Regions from separate parts of the Homo sapiens genome. Here region 1 is linked to region 2. Evidence: chromatin contacts called from ENCODE Hi-C or POLR2A ChIA-PET data. All regions are on one chromosome and are shown on one strand. Each heading gives the region's core, a stretch centred on a gene start or an enhancer-like site at or near the end of the contact. The rest is flanking DNA. Distances are from core to core; before and after follow the strand shown. Region 1 overlaps SYF2 (SYF2 pre-mRNA splicing factor). Region 2 holds the start of NIPAL3 (NIPA like domain containing 3).

Region 1 (5,000 bases), core at 1,456-3,955, 800 kb after region 2:
CCCAGCCACATCCACCTAGAGAGAGAGAACACCCCATTTCCATTTCCACCACTCTCCTGTATCTCCCCGCAAATAGGCCTTGTTTCCTTGTTTAGGTGCCCAATTTTGTCAGTCCCATGGATAGGTTAGGAAGGACTGAAATGAAAGCTCTCCATTCTGTGGGCACAGCATTTTCCAAAGGGTTAGATGTGTCTCACAGGTAGGCACACCTGAGACAGGCCCTTTGCAATTCTTCCTCACTCTTGCCTAGTCAGTGCCCAGGAGAAAGCCTCAACTTGGTGCTAACATATCTTTCGTACACCTCTCATATTTGCTCATATTTGAACAGAGAACAGATTTGAGATCCAGAGCCTTCCACGGGGGGCAGCGTCTGCCCTTCTACCTTTGAGGAACTCCAGATCACACGTACAGGGTCCCACAATTCACGGAGGCTTTGTTCCTATTTCTTCATTCTTTTTACTCTCTGTGCTTCACGTTGGATGGTTTCTGTTGCTATATCTTCAAGTTCACTAATCTCTTCTGTGATATGTCAACTGCAGTCAAATCCATGCTATACATTTCCCATCTCAGAAATTGTTGTGTGCATGTCAAGAATCTCAGTGTGAGTCTTTTTATATCCCGTGTCTCTTTTTAACTTTTCCATGATATAGAGTACAGTGATAACTTTTAATTTCCTTGCCTCTAACATTTGTGTCAGTTCTTGGTTAGATGGATTGATTTTTCTTCTCCTTATGGGTCCTATTTTCCTGTTTCTCTTTTGAGACACTGGGCATTGTGAATGTGATGTTCTTGGGTACTGAAGGTTTCTGTGTTTCTTTATAATTATTCTTGGTCTTTGTTCTGGAATGCAGCTAAATTATTTGCGAACAGTTGGATTATTTCAGGTCTTTGAAGACTTGTTGGGCAAGACTCAAGCAGTGTTTAGCCTAGGGCTAATTATTTTCCACTGCTGAGGCAAGAACCTTCTAAGTATTCTACCCAATGCCTCGTGAATTATGATGATCATAGGAGCCGCCAACACTCGTGGGTATTGACTGCACCAGCCCACCTCAAGAAGCACTTCCCATGGATTAGCCACTTACTCCCAACAACAATCCCATGAGGTTAGTATTATCATCACCGTATTTTCCATTCTGGCTGGTGGGAAAAGCACTATTCCTGGCCGTGAGTGCCAAGTACTGTCTGTCCCCTCTAATCTTTCCAGGTGGTTCTTTCCCTCACCTCTAGGAGTTCCTTGCATACACATGCTGATCAGTACTCTGCCTGGTATTTGAGGGGACCCTCTACAGACATTGTAGCTCTCTTCTCCCCAGTGCTCTGTACTACAAGCTCTTGCCTTGGTCCCTCTAGACTTTCAGCTCTAGCTCCTAAACTAAGGGAGTCTTCTGGGCTCCTCTGGGTTCTCTCTCCACACACCACAGCCTACACAGCCTGAAAGTTCTCCAAAGACAGTAAGCTGGGGCGAACATAGCTGGCTTTCCCTTGGGCATCACTCTTCTATGTCTCATTTCCAGTATCTTGAAAACTGCTGTTTTATATATGCCATCCTTTTTTCTTTTTTTTTGGTTGTTCCACTGGGAAGGTAAACCCATTCTTTGTTAGTCCATCTTGGTTTGATGCAGAAGTCTCCTATTTACTCTGTTTTTGTTTTTGTTCTTGAGCCGAGTCTCACTGTCACCCAGGCTAGAGCGCAGTGGCGCAATCTCAACTCACTGCAATCTCTGCCTCCCGGCAGAGTTCAAGCGATTCTCCTGCCTCAGCCTCTCGAGTAGCTGGGATTACAGGTGTGTGTCACCACACCTGGCTAATTTTTGTATTTTTAGTAGATACAGGGTTTCGCCATGTTGGCCAGGCTGGTCTTGAACTCCTGACCTCAGGTGATCCGCCCACATCAGCCTCCCAGTGTGCTGGGATTACAGGTGTGAGTCACTGCGCCCAGCCCTGTTTACTCTCTCAATCAGATTTTATAATCTTCTTCACATAGATCCTGTGGTTTCTCACTAAATTTGTGCCTAAATATCATTTTTGTTGCTATTATAACTGGACTATTTATTTCCTCCCCTTCTCCATTTCTAGGTACTTACTTCTAGAGTGGAGAAAAACTATTGATGTTTGCTTTCATTTACATTTAATTTGTTGACATTTGCCCTGAAATTGAACCACCCATGGGTAGGCTACCACAAAAGTAACTGCTGTTTTTGCTATTGAAAGTAATGGCAAACGCCGGGCACGGTGGCTCACACCTGTAATCCCAGCACTTTGGGAGGCTGAGCTGGTGGATAACATGAGGTCAGGAGTTTGAGACCAGCCTGGTCAACACGGGGAAACCCCATCCCTACTAAAAATACAAAAATTAGCCAGGTATGGTGGCAGGTGCCTGCAATCCCAGCTACTTGGGAGGCTGAAACGGGAGAACTGCCAGAACCCGGGAGGCGGAGGTTGCAGTGAGCCGAGATCGTGCCACTGCACTCCAGCCTAGGTGACACAGCAAGACTCCACCTCAAAAAAAAAAAAAAAAAAATAGTAATGGCAAAAACTGCAATTACTTTTGCACCAACCTAATAAATTTATTCAACAGCAAGTAAGGGTAAAAGAGGTGAGCATCTAGGTGCAGATGCTCAGCACTGCAACACAAGCTTTACTCCACTCTCCTCTTCATGCTGACTTTCGCCCTCATGCTTGCTACTTCATGACACAAAAGGGCTTCTGCAACTCCAGGCCTCCTGGATGTGATCCAACAAGGAAGGCAGGAGAAAGGGAGGAGCAGCACCTCCTCCCATATCAGGAAAGAAAAGGTTTCTCAAGATAAATTTAGCGTGTGTCCTATTAGCCAGAATTATAACATCTGACCACCTATAATAGTAAGTCAGCCTGGGGAACTAAGCGTTTACCTGGAAATATTACAACAAATTCACAAAAAAAATCTGCGTGCTGGTTGGTAATAAAGAATTAAATTAGGCCGAGGCAGGTAGATGACAAGGTCAGGAGTTCAAGACCAGCCTGACCAACATGGTGAAACCCCGTCTCTACTAAAAATAGAAAAATTAGCCAGGCGTGGTGGTGCAAGCCTGTAGTCCCAGCTACTCAGGAGGCTGAGGCAGGAGAATCACTTGAATCTGGGAGGCGGAGGTTGCAGTGAGCTGAGATCCTGCCACTGCATTGCAGCCTGGGCAACAGTGCGAGACTCTCTCAAAAAAAATTAAATTAAACCAGGCAATTCATAGTCTAAAACACTATTCTTGCATTCTTAGAACAAACCCTGCTGAGTCACAGTGAATTGTTCCTTTAAATACATTGCCATATTCTATTCAACAATATTTTTAAGGTGTTTTTTAAGGCTATTGCGATATTCAGGATCAAAGACCTAAGGTAATGGAAATGGGAATAAAAAGATTGAAACATAGTCAAAGTATTTTCAGAGGCATCAGTGCTTTGTGATAGATCTGTGATTAAATGCACATAGAAATGCCAGGAGAGGAGCTGGGCTCAGTGGCTCATACCTGTAATCCCAGCACTTTGGGGAGGCCAAGGCAGGAAGACAGCTCGAGCCCAAGTTTGAGACCAGCCTGGGCAACATGGTGAGACCCCGTCTCTACAGAAAAATAAATTACCTTCTGTTATGTCCTTTTTCACGTTGCAGGTGGGTATGAAAAAAAAAAAAAGAAAAGAAATGCCAGGAGAGGAAACAAAAGGAGAACAGAAATTTTTTCTGAAGTGCTACTAATTTAAAAAGAGAATAATTAATCACCAGTGGCATCATACTAAAGTTGAAGTATTTGAATTTTTTTTCGAGACAGAGTCTTGCTCTGTTACCCAGTCTGGAGTATAGTGGCGTGATCTCGGCTTAGTGCAACCTCTGCCTCCCAGGTTCAAGCAATTCTCCTGCCTCAGCCTCCCAAAGTGCAGGGATTACAGGCACCCACCACCATGCCCAGCTAATTTTTGTATTTTTAGTAGAGATGGGACTTCACCATGTTGATCAGACTGGTCTCAAACTCCTGATCTTAAGTGATCCACCTGACTCAGCCTCGCAAAGTGCTGGGATTACAGGCGTTGAGCCACCACACCCGGCCAATATTTGAAATTTTCTGAGCTTCAGATTTCTTTGAATTTAAAATATCCCAATTAGATATTTAGCATTTAATTCAACATAGAGAAAAAATAACAACCTTTCCCTCTGGAGTTTTATAAAAATAAATCTATTGCAGTGATAATAGTATTGTGGTCATTTAAGTCTTTATCTTTCAGAGATACATACTAAAATAATTATAGATGAAATTATATATCTAGTATATGCGTCAAAATAAGAGTCATGAAGAAAGTAAATGGAAATAAAGATGAAGCAGGACTGGCCATGAGTTAATGATTGTTGAACAGGGTACTGGGTATATGGGACTCACCAGGGGTATTGGGTGTATGGAATTTCCCATAATAAAATATTCTTTCAGTGTTTGTAGAATGGAAGCATGTATGTATATAAACAAATGTATATATACAAATGTTTGTTTTAAATGATAGACTAAAAATGTTAGAAATTCTAATCCCAAGCATTTATTGCTTTTTAAAAAGGGAACTGTACATGATCAGATCATGGAAGGATAGCTCCACTCCTCCCCGACCTTGGTCACAGGCCGCCATGAGGAGGGACTGCTCCAGTCCTCCGGTGGCCACTGCCATCTTCCTCATCACTGTCCTTAGCTTTGGAGTACACAACTCCAAGTGGCCCGAGTCTAGACTCTATCAAATTCCACACTGATAGCAACAATGACTGCATCTGATGTGTGCTGCTGGCAATCTTAAGCCCAAAATGCTTCAAAGATTAAACAGCCATATACATTTAAAATACATAGAAAAATAATATAATTAGAATGTATACAAAGTAGATTACAAAACAACTTCACTACAAGAAATACATCTTATATCCAAGCACAAAAATGTGGAAATATACATGAAAGGATATACGTTTAAGAAACCACATTTTTATTTCTAAATGCTGAGTG
Region 2 (5,304 bases), core at 2,692-5,191:
TTATGTACATTATAGAAACATTAACCAAGCGCTGGGCTCGTTTCAGGACCTTCAGTATTGCTGGGAGGCTTGGTATCCGACAGGTGTTCCAGGAGGGCAGGAAAGGAGAGATATGTTTGGTCCCAAGTCTCGCGAGGGCTCTGGGGAGCGCTGGGTCTTCAAGGACGTTTTGGATTTGAATACTTGGTGAGAGCGTCGGGTAGGGGAACAGCAGGAGCAAAGCCCGGAAGGTGGCTATGAGGATAAGAAGGGAGGACACCTGGCAGGCTGCTAAAACCAGGCCCACCTGCCGGGCAGGTGGAGGCGAGCAACCACCTAAGCTCTCTGGGACAGCGGGAGAGGGGGCAGGGGAGTCGCCGCACCATTCTTCCTGTGGCCGCTAGGGGGTCCCCGCTCCAGGTGAGCGCCAAGCTCTAGCCCCAGGTCGCTCCCTTATGCTTCAAGCAAGCTTTGCAGCGCAGCCAATTGCCAGGGGCTGTCCCGCCTACTCCCCGTCCTCGCAGCCACTTGCCTGCGCGAAATGCCTGCCAACTTCTGACTGGCAGGCAGTCTGGCAAATCAAATCGCGACCTTTGAAAGCAAAACACTGCAGCATCTTGGCAGCTCTGAATTGGGAAGGGATGAAGGAGGCTGTGCCTCCGGGTTGCACGAAGAGTCCGAGTCATTTCTCAGAAGGTTTTGATAGGTGGGCCTTAGAGGAGACGCCGCCGGTGAGTAGTGATTAACACCGGGAGGAAGGGGAATTGAATTTAACCTTCGTTTTTTTCTGGAAAAAGCGAAGTCACCTAACGTCCCCTAGTGTACATACCCTTCCTTCTTACTGTCACCAGCCTCGCCAACCTGGGTCCCGTTGCCTTGGAATGTTCTTTCCAGTTTTGCATCGAGGCCAAGAGGAGCGGGGGCATGGGCTACCTTACTAAAGGTGATGCCAGGCTCTACCAAACCAGGAAGTGACATGGAGTTAACTTTGCCAGAATTTCTCCTCTTCGTGCCGAGCGGCTCGGGCTTCCTGGCGGCAGCAGATGGTGGAGTTAGCAGGTGGGATGAGGGGAGGCGTTCTTGGTCTAAGCCCGCTTCTGGAACAGAGGTGCTGTCTCCTCGAGTTGTAAGTTTCCAGCTCAGTGGGACGGGACGGAAGAATGTAACCTTCTCGTGAGCCAAAGCCGAGGAACGGGAAGCTTGGCAGGGAACTGGCGCTCACCTCCAGAAGCCAGATCGTCGGGTGGTGGGAAAGAGCGTGTTTTATTGATTTGTTCAGAAAGAGGCAAATTCGAATACAGACGCTATGAGCCACGGCTGTCTCATTTGTAAAACGTGCTCTGTGGGATTGGTGAAATCCGTCATCGAGATAAACGGGGTGGGAATGGAAGCAGAGCACCTAGTGAATTCTCATTCCTTCCTTGGGTCAGTGACCACGTGCTCTAATTGTGGGGTGGTTGACAACGCAGAGGTGACTGCTTGCCTCTCGGGCATATGTAGGTCCTGAAGAAATGCTTCGAAATCAGGAAAAGAGAGTCACCAGGTGAAAAGTATGTGTCTTATAAGGGAGTACAGCTTGCAAAGGGTTCCTCCAGGCTTTCAGTCCGGACTCCCACCCAGCTGAGGGAGAGCCTTCAATCTTTGCAGGCGATGCTTCAGAGGCCTGCGAGTTCCTGAGGCAGAGAGGGAAGCTGCTTTTTAAAAGAAAAATTAAACCACAGCAATGCCAACCACCACAAACAAAAGCAAAACCAGAAAAGCACTTGGGCAAACTACTCTGAAGGATGTTAGGAGGCCTGGGTTCCCACCACTCCCTTGATTGACATGTCGCTAAGGTCTGTTGGCTTTCTCTGACCTCCTGTGGGTGGGGCTGAGTATATCTGCTTGTTGAAGCTCTGGAGTTGTGGTTGATTAGGCCTTAGAAAGGCATTCTTGACTGCGAAGGGGCCACAGTGCACCCAGTGCTTAACCAGCCTGCATTTAGTCAGTCGGTTGGTATGTATACAAGTCACTGTCAGGCTCTGGGCTAGATCTCATTTAGTCAGTTGGTTGGTATGTATAGAAGTCACTGTCAGGCTCTGGGCTAGATCTCAGCTGGGAGCAACTGAACAGGGTATTCCGCAAACACCTCACTGGAGTTTGCGCTCCTCAACTCCATGACTGCTTCATGGTTGAATGCTTCCCGGGGCCTCTCAGAGGTAGAAAGAACCCTGAGCCACTCTTAAGGCTCTTATGATTATTACAAATGCTAAAACATTTTTACAGAAATGTAACACAATAATGCTTTTCACATGTACGTGAAAGTATAGTGAACAATTATGCTTTCCACAAGATTGCAAACACATATTCATAGGGTTTTACAGGCAGGGAAGTCTAGCTATGGGATGTGAATTACCTGATAAAGTTACCCGGTGAATGCTTACATCTCATGTCTGTATATTGGATATATAACCTCGTCTGCAGGTAGTAGCAATAATTTCATCCTGAGGCCCTCTGACAAAGTGAAACCAAGCCAAATGGTTTCTGTAGCTGTCCCTATGCTAAACCTGCATTTGTTGTATCCCAGGACTGGACATGGTGTTCCCCTTATCACATATGTATGTGCTGTCCACACCATGAACCAGAATTCCTGGGCCTAGGGCCGGATAGCAGAAGGAACTGGAAGCTACAGGATACACAGGAGGCAGCTCTCTGAAGCCTCAGGGAGTGGCAGAAATTGTTTAGCTCACAGTGAGCCCTCAGTAAATATTTGTTGGATGAATGCATGAGAGAGAAAGGAATGGACAAAATAAATAATTAAACAGGAGAGAATAAAATTAATCTTAACAGCAGCTCACATTCATGGACCATTTGCTATGCCTGCATTTTACATGTATGATTTCATCAAATTCTCATGACTGCCATGTGGAGTGGGAACATTATTATCTATATTTCACAGCTGGAGAAACTGGCTGAAAAGTTAAATGACCTGGCAAAGGTAAAACAGGTAGCACATGGCACATCAAAAGCAATTTAAAACATTTTTCTATTAAAATAAACATAGACTATGCAGTAGAATACATTTCTAAAAAATGTATAAAAAGTCCTCAAAGAAAACCCTAACACTTTTAAGCAGGGTTTTGGCCATGCCTCCTAGGACACTAGAAGTATACTTTCTCTTCTCTGTTTGGTAGCAAATTTTGAGAAGTGGCACACACCTGTAATCCTAGCACTTTGGGAGGCTGAGGCAAGTGGACTGCTTGAGCCTAAGAGTTCAAGACCAGCCTGATAACATGGCGAAACCCTGTCTCTACAAAAAAATTAGCCAGGCCTTGTGGCACGCGTCTGAGGTCCCAGCTACTTGGGAGGCTGAGGGAGGATTGCTTGAGCCCAGCTTGAGGCCATGTTTGTGCCACTGCACTCCAGCTTGGATGACAGAGTGAGATTCTGTCTCCAAAAAAAGGAAAAGTTCGGGAAGCACTGAAAATATAAGTCCGATGAAATTAGTAGGGATTCTCATCATTGCTGGGTTTATTTGAGGCCACATTATTACCCCCACTTTACAGAGGAGGCAACTGAATCTCTGAGAGGCAGAGTTACCTGGTCACACAGGTTTTCCACCTCCGAGACCAGTGTCACCTCACCTGTGTCAGGCCAATCCTCGGTAGCAGGCCAGTTCTTCTGTTTTCCATGGATGTAGCTTTTCTTCTGATTCTTTTCTTCCTAAGCTGAAACTTAAATAGTTCCCTTTTCGTGGTAGTGGAATTGTTTTTTTTTTTTTTTTGAGACCTGGAGAAGTTAGTATTCTACTTCTTGTGCTCAAGAGCTATGGAAAAAGGGAGGATTTAAGTTAGGGTGCGATGGGAGGAAGGAAGCAGAGTGGAGGAGGAAAGGGAACATTAAGGGCCAGGGAGAAAGCTTTTGAGATAGATGAGTCAGGTTTGTATTAAGGGGAGGACAAAGGCATGATAGGACTTGTTTTTAACTGCTAGAATTGAATTTTGAAGAATTTTTTTAATGGACTCACTTGTCATGGCCGGTTACGTTTTATCTGAATGGTATTCTCTTCTCAGATAACAAAGCTGGGCTCAGTGTTTCCTTGTCCATGCATTTTTAATGTTCCTCTCCACCACCCTAGAGCACCGCAAGAACTGGAAAACACACCCCTCTCTGTCTGCCTGGGAGAGCCACGGAAATTGGCACTTCTCTGAGTGAAGCTGAGGAGAAGGCTGTAAATCTGCCAAAACAGCCTTGAAGTATTCTTTTGTCATGAGGAAGTGACGGCTGCTGGAGGGAGGTGAACACCACAAGGAGAGATGGCATCTGGCCTGGGCCCCGCCTAGCAGCAGCTCCACCTCCTAGGCCAGGCCCTGTGGGATGCGCCACTAGACCACCATGGACGGATCCCACAGCGCAGCCCTGAAGCTGCAGCAGCTGCCTCCCACAAGTAGCTCCAGCGCCGTAAGCGAGGCCTCCTTCTCCTACAAGGCAAGGGCTTTTTTGGGGTTTGGGAATTTGTATTTTCCTAGCAAGGAAGTTACACAGTGCTCTGCATTGGCTAACAGATATGTATGGGGTCTGCATGCCTGTCACTGGTAGAAACAGGCAGGCTCTTCACACAGACAAGGGAATGTGTAAGCAAAAGACAAGAGATGGGCCGGGAGTGGTGGCTCACACCTGTAATCCCAGCACTTTGGGAGGTGGGCGGGTCACGAGGTCAAGAGATTGAGACCATTCTGGCCAGCATGGTGAAACCCCGTCTCTACTAAAAACACAAAGATTGGCTGGGCGTGGTGGTGCCCACCTGTAGTCCCAGCTACTCGGGAAGCTGAGGCAGGAGAATCACTTGAACCAAGGAGGTGGAGGTTGCAGTGAGCTGAGATGGTGCCGCTGTTATCCAGCCTGGTGACAGAGTGAGACTCTGTCTCAAAAGGAAAAAAAAAAAAAAAAGAGATGCTCATTAAAATACATAAAAATAGGGAGGCAGAGAAACACCATAAAAGGTATAGAATAAAAGGAATGCATTCCCACTTAGAAGATTTGATTTTTAAAAAATCACCTACTCTGGGCCAGTTGTGGTGGCTCATGGCTGTAATTCCAGCACGTTGGGAGGCCAAGGCGGGAGGATCTCTTGAGGCCAGAAGTTTGAAACCAGCCTGGGCAACATAGTGATACCCCGCCTGTACAAAACAATTGAAAATTAGCCAGGTGTGGTGGCATGTGCCTGTAGTCCTAACTACTCAGGAGGCTGAGACGGGAGGATTGCTTGAGCCTAAGAGTAGTTTGAGGGTGCTGTGAGCTATGATTGCACCACTGCACTCTAGCCTGGGTGACAGAGCAAGACCC

The links. A loop is a pair of places that touch in the nucleus more often than their neighbours do. ChIA-PET counts read pairs that join two places held with the same protein, here RNA polymerase II (POLR2A). Pooled maps may share reads with other maps.
Region 1: a loop to region 2 is called in a pooled map, with 2.5 times the contacts of the local background. The contact joins two enhancer-like sites. A Hi-C loop is called at or near these places in 1 of 37 single-sample maps with no recorded cell type and 11 of 50 pooled maps. POLR2A ChIA-PET finds 5 or more read pairs at or near these places in 5 of 52 experiments (CD4-positive, alpha-beta T cell, activated B cell, activated T-cell and 2 more).

The regions. Positions count from the first base shown.
Region 1 is chr1:25,218,151-25,223,150 of GRCh38, forward strand. It overlaps SYF2 (SYF2 pre-mRNA splicing factor), which reads right to left. Exons shown (of 7, transcript NM_015484.5): 7 at 4,126-5,000. Among named protein-coding and RNA genes, the nearest start is that of SYF2, 12 kb to the right of the region's middle. Within about 2 kb of position 2,706, at least 2 of the 41 ENCODE cell types and tissues checked have a DNase peak (open chromatin) inside an H3K27ac peak, as active enhancers do.
Region 2 is chr1:24,415,195-24,420,498 of GRCh38, forward strand. It overlaps NIPAL3 (NIPA like domain containing 3), which reads left to right and starts at 608. Exons shown (of 12, transcript NM_020448.5): 1 at 608-710; 2 at 4,097-4,446. The coding sequence starts at 4,354. RefSeq lists an enhancer at 3,390-4,589. Within about 2 kb of position 3,942, at least 10 of the 41 ENCODE cell types and tissues checked have a DNase peak (open chromatin) inside an H3K27ac peak, as active enhancers do.